Linked DNA regions of Homo sapiens: region 2 is linked to region 1. Evidence: chromatin contacts called from ENCODE Hi-C data. All regions are on one chromosome and are shown on one strand. Each heading gives the region's core, a stretch centred on a gene start or an enhancer-like site at or near the end of the contact. The rest is flanking DNA. Distances are from core to core; before and after follow the strand shown. Region 1 holds the start of ZNF614 (zinc finger protein 614). Region 2 holds the start of ZNF304 (zinc finger protein 304).

What was found. Hi-C counts contacts between places; a loop is a spot of excess contacts on that map. Pooled maps may share reads with other maps.
Region 2: a loop to region 1 is called in a pooled map, with 10 times the contacts of the local background. The contact joins the promoter of ZNF304 here to the promoter of ZNF614 in region 1. A Hi-C loop is called at or near these places in 4 of 50 pooled maps.

Annotation. Positions count from the first base shown.
Region 1 is chr19:52,026,209-52,030,445 of GRCh38, forward strand. ZNF614 (zinc finger protein 614) reads right to left here and starts at 2,171. Exons shown (of 5, transcript NM_025040.4): 1 at 2,034-2,171. LOC112268244 (a long non-coding RNA gene) reads left to right here and starts at 191. Exons shown (of 2, transcript XR_002958414.2): 1 at 191-330; 2 at 904-3,572. RefSeq lists enhancers at 658-1,428, 1,899-2,658.
Region 2 is chr19:57,347,948-57,352,633 of GRCh38, forward strand. ZNF304 (zinc finger protein 304) reads left to right here and starts at 3,324. Exons shown (of 3, transcript NM_020657.4): 1 at 3,324-3,750. The coding sequence starts at 3,718. RefSeq lists enhancers at 2,500-3,359, 3,317-3,406, 3,360-4,218, 3,557-3,626.

The sequences.
Region 1 (4,237 bases), core at 921-3,420:
TCTGGGGAAAAGAAAGAGAGATCAGACTGTTACTGTGTCTATGCAGAAAGAAGTAGACATAAGAGGCTCCATTTTGTTCTGTACTAAGAGAAATTCTTCTGCCTTGAGATGCTGTTAATCTGTAACCCTAGCTCCAACCCTATGCTAGCAGAGACATGTGCTGTGTTGACTCAAGGTTTAATGGATTTAGGGCTGTGCAGGATGTGCTTTGTTAAAAACGTGCTTGAAGGCAGTATGCTTGGTAAAAGTCATCACCATTCTCTAATCTCAACTACCCAGAGACACAATACACTGCGGAAGGCCGCGGGGACCTCTGCCTAGGAAAACCAGGTATTGTCCAAGGTTTCTCCCCATATGATAGCCTGAGATATGGCCTCGTGGGAAGGGAAAGACCTGACCGTCCCCTACCCCGACACCTGTAAAGGGTCTCTGCTGAGGAGGATCAGTAAAAGAGGAAGGCCTCTTTGCGGTTGAGATAAGAGAAAGGCATCTGTCTCCTCCTCGTCCCTGGGAATGGAATGTCTCCGTGTAAAACCCCATTGTCTGTTCTATTTACTGAGATAGGAGAAAACCGCCTTAGGGCTGGAGGTGAGACATGCTGGTGGCAATACTGCTCTTTATTGTACCGAAATGTTTGTGTGCGTGCACATCAAGGCACAGCACGTTTCCTTAAACTTATTTATGACACAGAGACCTTTGTTCACATGTTTTCCTGCTGACCCTCTCCCCACTATTACCTTATTGTCCTGCCACATCCCCCTCTCCGAGGTGGTAGAGATAGTGATCAATAAATACTGAGGGAACTCAGAGACCAGTGCCAGCGTGGGTCCTCCGTATGCTGAGTGCTGGTCTCCTGGGCCCACTTTTCTTTCTCTATACTTTGTCTCTTATTTCTTTTCTCAGTCTCTCATCCCACCTGACAAGAAACACCCACAGGTTGTGGAGGGGTGGCCCCCTTCAAGGTGAATTCTCAGACAGATCAATTTTAGGAAAGAGAACACATGGAAGGCTCCAAGAATGTCTTTAAAAACCACGTGTGCCCATGTACTGGTTCGAAAGTCTCTGTAAGCTCTTTGGGTATACATACCTCGTGTCAAGACCAATGTACTAAGCAAATCACAAGAACTGTCTCATTTCACATTATGCGCTAAAGGAGTAACTTTACCCAAGAGAGCTTTGTCCTTTGCCCACAGTTCCTATGAGGCAAACTCTAAGCCTTTGGAATACGCTGCTTGATAAAACTGTCTTTGGTTATCAGGGCAATTTAAGCCATGCCAAATTGTCTATCCTAATAATGTGATTTACTGTGGGAGACCTTGGACCACGTGGTATTAGTTTGATATCTGGAGGAGCTGGAGATTGAAGTCAGCCTCATAGGCAGTCAATTGTGTGTGTGTGTGTTAACTGATATCCAATAAAACTCTGGACACCAAGGCCTAGGTGAGTGGCAACAATGGTTACAATGGCTGGCAATAATAATATAAGGGTGTATATATAAGAATATGATAATTTAAAAACGTATGAAGCAAAACAGAATGAGAGAGGATTAGACAATTCAACAATAATAATTGAAGACTACATTACCCTACTTGCAATAATAAAGAAAACAAATAGAAACTCAGCAAGGATACCGAAAACTTGAACAACATTATCAACCAACTAGACTTAACGAACATTTAACACTGCACTCAACAGCAGTAAAATAAACATTTTTTTCAAGAGCACATGTTATATTCTTCAGGAAAGATAATATCCCATGTGATAGCCTGAGATAGGGCCTCATGGGAAGGGAAAGACCTGACCGTCCCCCAGCCCAACACCCGTAAAGGGTGACTCACAAGGGCCCCAGACCCAGACAGAGTCGGACTCGTCGCTGATTTCCTCAGACTCTTCATCCCTACAGCCAAAGGACCCGTCATTAACGCCCCGCTTCCTCAGCGACTGCGTTCAAATACAGCCCCAATCAGGACGCTCCACGCACCATCGGTACACAGACCCACAGGCCGCGAGTCCATGCCCAGAACTCGACTCACCCGAGCCCGAACCTCTCCAGACACCACTGGCAGCGACAAAACGCCGCATCCACGTCCGAAAACGCTTCCTATTCAGACGCGCTCCTGCGCGGACTCCGGGAAGCTGAGCGGTAAAGACCGTGAAGCGAGGCGAGGACCACGGAGCCTGCCCGGGATCGCGAGTTCAGACTGCGGGCGCCGCTCTATGAGGTCACAGGGCTGCGCCCATCGCAGCGTTTCTGACAGGAGCGGCCATAATGGCTGTGGGAATCACTCTTAGTCACCTCAGTGCCTTTCTCTCTTCGTTGCAAGGGACACTCAAGAGTCGGGTGCCCAGCCAAGGCCAACACGGCGCAGTGGCATTCTATTCAGCCTGCTGTGGAAAAAAGATGGCGGCGCCCTTTGTGCCCATTATAGCTGAGAGTGGAGCCTTAGCTGGAGCACCATGGGCACGGCCATCTTAGAGGAAGGCAGCAGCCGTACGGCAGAGAAGATGCTCATATCCAGGACAATTTGGAAAAATAAACAAGGTTTGAAGAAGTCACGGTGCTGGCCAGGAAGCGGTCACAGAGTTGCCAAAACCAGTGGTCACTGAAAGTGTTAGATTTGGGGATAGGGCGGGGGTTCTGGGCTGGGTAAGGCTTTTGTGGGTTAGATTAGACTCTGACTGAATGGACGAAGCCGAGAACAGGAGTGATGCTCCATTAAATGCTAATACCCACATGGGGCTTGCTATTAAAACCACTGCCAGTGGGGAAGGGGATGAGGAGGTGAAGGTGCAACTGTGTTAATATCTACATGTTTCCTTCCAGAAGTAAAGGAAGATGACAGTGGGGCACTTAAGAATATGAAATTATTAGAATGCGATCATCCTACTTTGCAATGTTTCCAGATTTTTTAAAAAGTCACACTTAAAAAATATTAGTTCTATTTTTGCAGATGTTGGCGTTGTAACTGTAGAAGATTTAAGTAAATATTGTATTTTTGGAAGGCAACCTAGAGCCAATTTAATTTTTTCGTTTTCTTTGACACAGCAATTCTAAAAGCTATCTAGGCAAATCTGTCTTAATATTAACCACAACTTTTGTAATTTACAAAAAAAGGGAATTACAATGAGAGATGAATACTTTGGTAAATTATGGAACATCTGCTGAACTGTAAGAGTATATATCAATTTAAAAGAATATGCTACAATTGTTTTATAAAAAAGAAAACTTTGTCAGAGGACAAAAAAATGATCTGCAGGATAGTATATATTTTATGGTCTTGTTATTGGAAGAAATCATAAACATCTTTTGGAAAATTGTGATTGGTTAAACAAGACATTTAGTTTGAATTAATATTGTTTGTGTTCATAGGTAGAGAATGCCATGTTTTTACTTGAAAAATATTCCCAATTTATACTTAATTTTACTATCTTTGTACCATAATCATGAATATATTATAAAACATGTTGATCTTAGAAAATAGGTATGATGATGTATAATAAGTTCATGGCATGATAAATGCAAAATAGGCTGTTTTCTTTCAGAAAATAAATATGCTCATGCATTTGAAAAATTCTGGAGAATATACTAACAATATTTGACTGTTCCGTACAATTATGGTGACTTAAAATTTCTTCATTTTACTTACGTTTTGTAATTTCTAGAGAATAAGAATTTCATGTTCGTATTTCTTGAGTGTTATAACATATTCCATCCAGGATTAAATTTCAGCCCCGTTCATCTGGAATGTTAATCTCTGGTAGGTAAGTTTAGCACCTGGTCCACAGGACTATGAGCAGCCCATGATGGGACCTTCACTGATCATTTCCAGGAGTGGGCTGATAAAACTTTGCCGTGGCAGGCTGTGCTGATTCACGGGACAAGGAAGGTGATTCAAGGGCCTGGTTGGTGGAGCACTTTTGTCTGATTCATTGCTGGAGACAATCTGCCCTGAATCCATCCTGTTACAGTGTGGGAATGGTGATGGGAGCACCAATCCACAATTTAGGGCAGAGATGTTCAAATTTAAGAAGGCTCTTTTTATAAATGCAGAGTCCGAACCCCATCCCCAGAAATTCTAGCTTGGAATGTCTGGGGAGTGACTCAAGAATTTGCCTTCTTTTACAAGCTTCTCAGAGAATGCTGAGGCAGGAACCCCAAAGAAAACACTTAGAAAGTTCTATAGTGTTCTGGACTTAAAAATATGATGGCTGTGTCCCCACAGTATATTTAGGCTTT
Region 2 (4,686 bases), core at 2,074-4,573, 5.3 Mb after region 1:
TCACCTGCCTTGACCTGCCAAAGTGCTGGGATTACAGGCATGAGCCACTGCACTTGGCCAGTGATCGTTTCTTTAATACTGATATTTTCTGATATAAATTTTCATTTTCATGTGTTAATTCTTTGTTGTATTAAATATATTTTTCCCAAAGCTGTTTCATATAGTTTTCTAATATTATACTCTACAAGTGTTTCTTGTACCCATACTACTGTTTTTTGTTTTTGTTCTTTATGAGAGACGGTCTTACTGTCTCTCCCAGGCCGGAGTGCTGTGACACCATCAGAACTCTGTGCAGCCTTGGCTCAAGTCATCATCCTGGCTCAGCCTCCTGAGTAGCTGGGATTACAGGCTTGTGCCACCACACCCTGCTATTACTTTTTTTTTTTTTTTTTTTTTTTTTTTGGTAGAGATGGGGCCTTGTTACGTGGCTCAGGCTGATCTATTAATAGAATTCCTGACCTCAAGCAGTTCTCTTGCTTCAGCCTCCCACATTGCAGGAATTATAGGCATGAGCCTCTGTGCCTGGCCTTTTGGAAATTTTTAACACATCAAAACTTACTAAGTGCTAATTTAAGAATTTATTCCATACTCATTTCATGAGATAGCTGATATATTTGGGTTTATATACATCCTCTGGTTGTGTGTGTGCTTTTCTTTGCCTTACTTATTGTGTGTACTTTATTTTTTGTAATGTTTTCTTTACATTTACATTTTCTTTAAATTTGTAAGATATATACTCTGATTCAGTTAATGTTTAAGCTTTAAAACAGTTATTTAATACATTATAGAGTTAATGTATTTGCTCTCCTCAAGAAATATAAGAAACTTATATGTTAGTTAATTTGCCCATATGAGTTTATATACTATTGAGGATATGCATGGTAATTCCACCATTCTGTTTCCAGAAGTATTAATATTTTATTTTATTTTTTATTTTAATTTTTATTTATTTATTTATTTTGAGATGCAGTCTCACTCTGTTGCCTAGGCTGGAGTGCAGTGGCACAGTCTTGGCTCACTGCAACCTCCGCTTCCCGGGTTCAAGTGATTCTCCTGCCTCAGCCTTCTGAGTAGCTGGGATTACAGGCGCCCACCACCACGCCTGGCTAATTTTTGTATTTTTAGTAGAAACAGGGTTTCACCATGTTGGACAGGCTGGTCTCGAACTCCTGAGCTCGTGATCCGCCTGCCTTGGCCTCCCAAAGTGCTGAGATTACAGGCGTGAGCCACCGCGCCCAACAGTATTAATATTTTATACAGATAATGAGTGGTCTCATTAATCCATAGATGCACTCCTCTCTCAGATCCTCATTTCTTCTATCATCACAGACCATCACCTGGGATCACTTTCCTTCAACCTTAAGAAGGATCTTAAAAGTGTTATTTTATGCCAGTTATTTTTATCCATTAAATTTCTCATTTTGGGCTTCAAATAGTCTTATTTCAGTTTTTCTTAGCCAGTGCATTTGTCGTGCATAGAAATCTGCTGGCAGTTATATCTGTAACTGACTCCGTATGTTATTCCATGTGTTCCTGACACCTAAATTTATATTGGCTTTGAGTGGAGACAGATAATTTATATTATACATATATATAATTATGTATGTGTGTATATAAACTACATGTGTATATATATATAAATGCTGTGTGTATGTGTGTATATATATTTTTTCTCAAAGATATGAATTATTTCTATGTCATCTCATAAAATAAACCAGGTTATAAAATTTTAACTACAGTGACTCTTAAGTGGACAGTGGAGTTAAAAATTATGAAGAGCAATTAGTCTTGATAGTTCTGTGTTTTGAATCATACAGCCTATAAGAATGTGTCTTCTGGACGATAGACCTACCTGTAGTTTATGAAACCCTCTTGCATGTGATTTTTTTCAATTAAATGAGTCTATTGATATATTGGTGTGCTTTTGTGCAAAAATTATAACCATTAGGGGCTCCCACCTGTAATCCCAGCACTTTGGAAGACTGAGGCAGTTGGATCACCTGAGGTCAGGAGTTCGAGACCAGCCTGACCAACACGGAGAAACCCCATCTCTACTAAAAATACAAAATTAGCCGGGCATGGTGGCGGATGCTTGTAATCCCAGCTACTCGGGAGGCCGAGGCAGGAGAATCGCTTGAACCTGGGAGGGAGAGGTTGCAGTGAGCTGAGATCGTGCCATTGCACTTAAGCCTGGGCAACAAGAGTGAAACTCTGTCTCAAAAAAAAATTATAACTATTATCTATGATGCTATTTGATGAGTGAGGGAATAATTGTACTTTTTTCTTTTTTTTTCAAAATCACACTGATCCTGAAAAGGTGGATCTTTGATTTATCTTCCTAAAGCAGTGTATGTGAGAACCTTGTGTTGAGGAAGACTGATAACAGCTTGTATGTATTTAGCACGATGTGCCAGGCCTGGTGTTAAGTACTTTTTACCTCACTTCCCATATTCCTAATGAGGTTGGTTGTAGTGTTTTTCATCTTACTGATTTTTTTTTGTTTGTTTTTGTTTTGTTTTGTTTTTGGCTAATGACTTTAAAAGACCTCCAGTTCTTGAACTTCAGCTAGGGTCCCATCCCCAGAGTTTATCAGAAGGTATAGGTTGGGTCCAAGAATTCACAGGTTTTTTAAGTTCATAGTGAAGCTGATGCTGTAAAACTACATATCAAATTGGGAAGCAATGAATTAGAAGAGGCTCATGTTTTCGTCATGTTACATGTAAGTTCCTCCTTCACTTTTCGCCATGAATAAAAGTTCCCTGTGGCCTCACCAGAAGCAGATACGGGCACCATGCTTCCTGTACAGCCAGCAGAAAGGTAGCTAATTACATCTCTTTTCTTTATATGTTAGAAAAATTAGAAGGACATTCAATGTTTTACAAAAAGGCCCACAAACGAAATACAGACAACGTTCAATTTATTAATACGTTTCAATCCCCAAATCTGAGAGAGGTGAAGCAGGTTTCCCAGGGCCTCAGAAGCAGGATTGAAGAATGGGTCCCTTGCTGGCGACTTCAGTGGCGTGGCATTGTCCCAGGTGGCCATGGAAATCAGGGTGCATACCCTTTAAAAGCAGCTGTGGCCTCCGAGATATCGTTTTCCCAGTCTTTTCTCCCCCTCCCTGCACGACGCCTCTTGGCAGACATCCGGGAGAACCCGAAAGGCGCTCGTTGCCTGGTTGGATGCAGGGTACAAACTACGTTACCCAGAAATCTGTGCCCAGCTCATTGTTAGCCGGCGTGCAGCCAATGACAGCCCAGAAACTGGGCGTTTCCTGCTGCTCTGGGCTGCAGGGGCGAGACTTCTGGCGTCGCCGTCGTGACGTATTTTTCCTATGCCCGGTCCGTGCATTCTGGTTGTGAAGGCTGAGTTCTAGAGATCGGGTCGGCTTTCTACGCGGCTCTCGTGGAACCTAGCAAAGAAAGACAGTGAAGACTGCAGGACCTTCCTTCGCGCTTTTGTTACAATCCATGACCCCTGTCGTGGGACGGGCGGCCTCTCGCGGAGGTGTCTGCCGGGGCTGGGCTCTTACCGAGGCCTCCACACACGTCCTCTTGTCCTTGTCTCCCCCAGAAGCAGCCGCCTTAGTCTTGTGAGCGTTTTTACACCGGGTAGATTGAGACTTGGAGTGCTACACTCAGCCCGAGGGCGTCCAGCGCGGTGGAGGCGTGGGGTTTCGGCTGAGCCCACAGGGCACAGACTGTTCATCCGCTTCTCATGGCAGCGGCGGTGCTGATGGACCGGGTTCAGGTGAGTGGGGGCATCCCTCAAGCGCACCCCGGCCTGGTTGGTGTGTCCTGGGATGTTCGCTCTCATCGCGCACTTCAGGGTGCTCACTCCGTCGCATTATGTGGAGGGGTTCCGCTCCCCTCATCAGTGGCATAAGGTGTGGAACGGACTCGAAGGCGCAGGGGCAGTTCGTACAAATGCATGCATGGAGAGGAGAATGAGTTTGGGGAGTTCCGGGAACTCTCTGTGCCTGGTGAGAACAGGGACTAGGGGGTCAGAGGTAGGCCTGGAATGGCCGCCCGAGGAGCTGGTCCTCTCTTCTGAGGGTGCTGGGAGTCATGCAAGGTTTGGTACAGAGAAGGGAGGTCCTCTGACGCAGTTCTTAAAAGGCTCCCTCTGGCTGCAGAGTGGGTAGACTAGGGATTATAGGGTAGACGGGGAGATCAAGATGAAGTCTACTGAAATAGTCCAGGTGAGCGTTGATGGTCTGGGCCAGAGTGGTGGCAGCAGAGGTTAGAGAATGTATGGGTTTTGGGTTTTGTATGTATTTTATAAGGAAGGCTGACCAGATTCTCTGATGAGACATAGTGATGATATCCTGGGATTCTTCACATGACTGTCTTCACTTGAGACAGGGGGCAGTGAATGGAGGTCATTTCTAGTTTAGTGTCCTGAATCCAGGCCATGAGTTGTATGGAGTTATGTGGAGAAGTCCCCACCTGGCGACCAATGGGATGAGTACTGCAAAAGTATATCAGACCTAGGAACAGGTACGCTCAAATGCTTGTAGGATTGAGTTTGGAGCGCTCAGGGAATCTCAGGTCTTAATTACCTTTGTTGGAAACAGGTATCAGAGGAAGGAGTTAGGCAGGAATGGCTGGCCGAGGTGTCTTGAGTGTGGTAAAAGTCGTGGGAGATTTGGAGCAGAGGAGGGAGATGATCTGACTCAGATTTTAA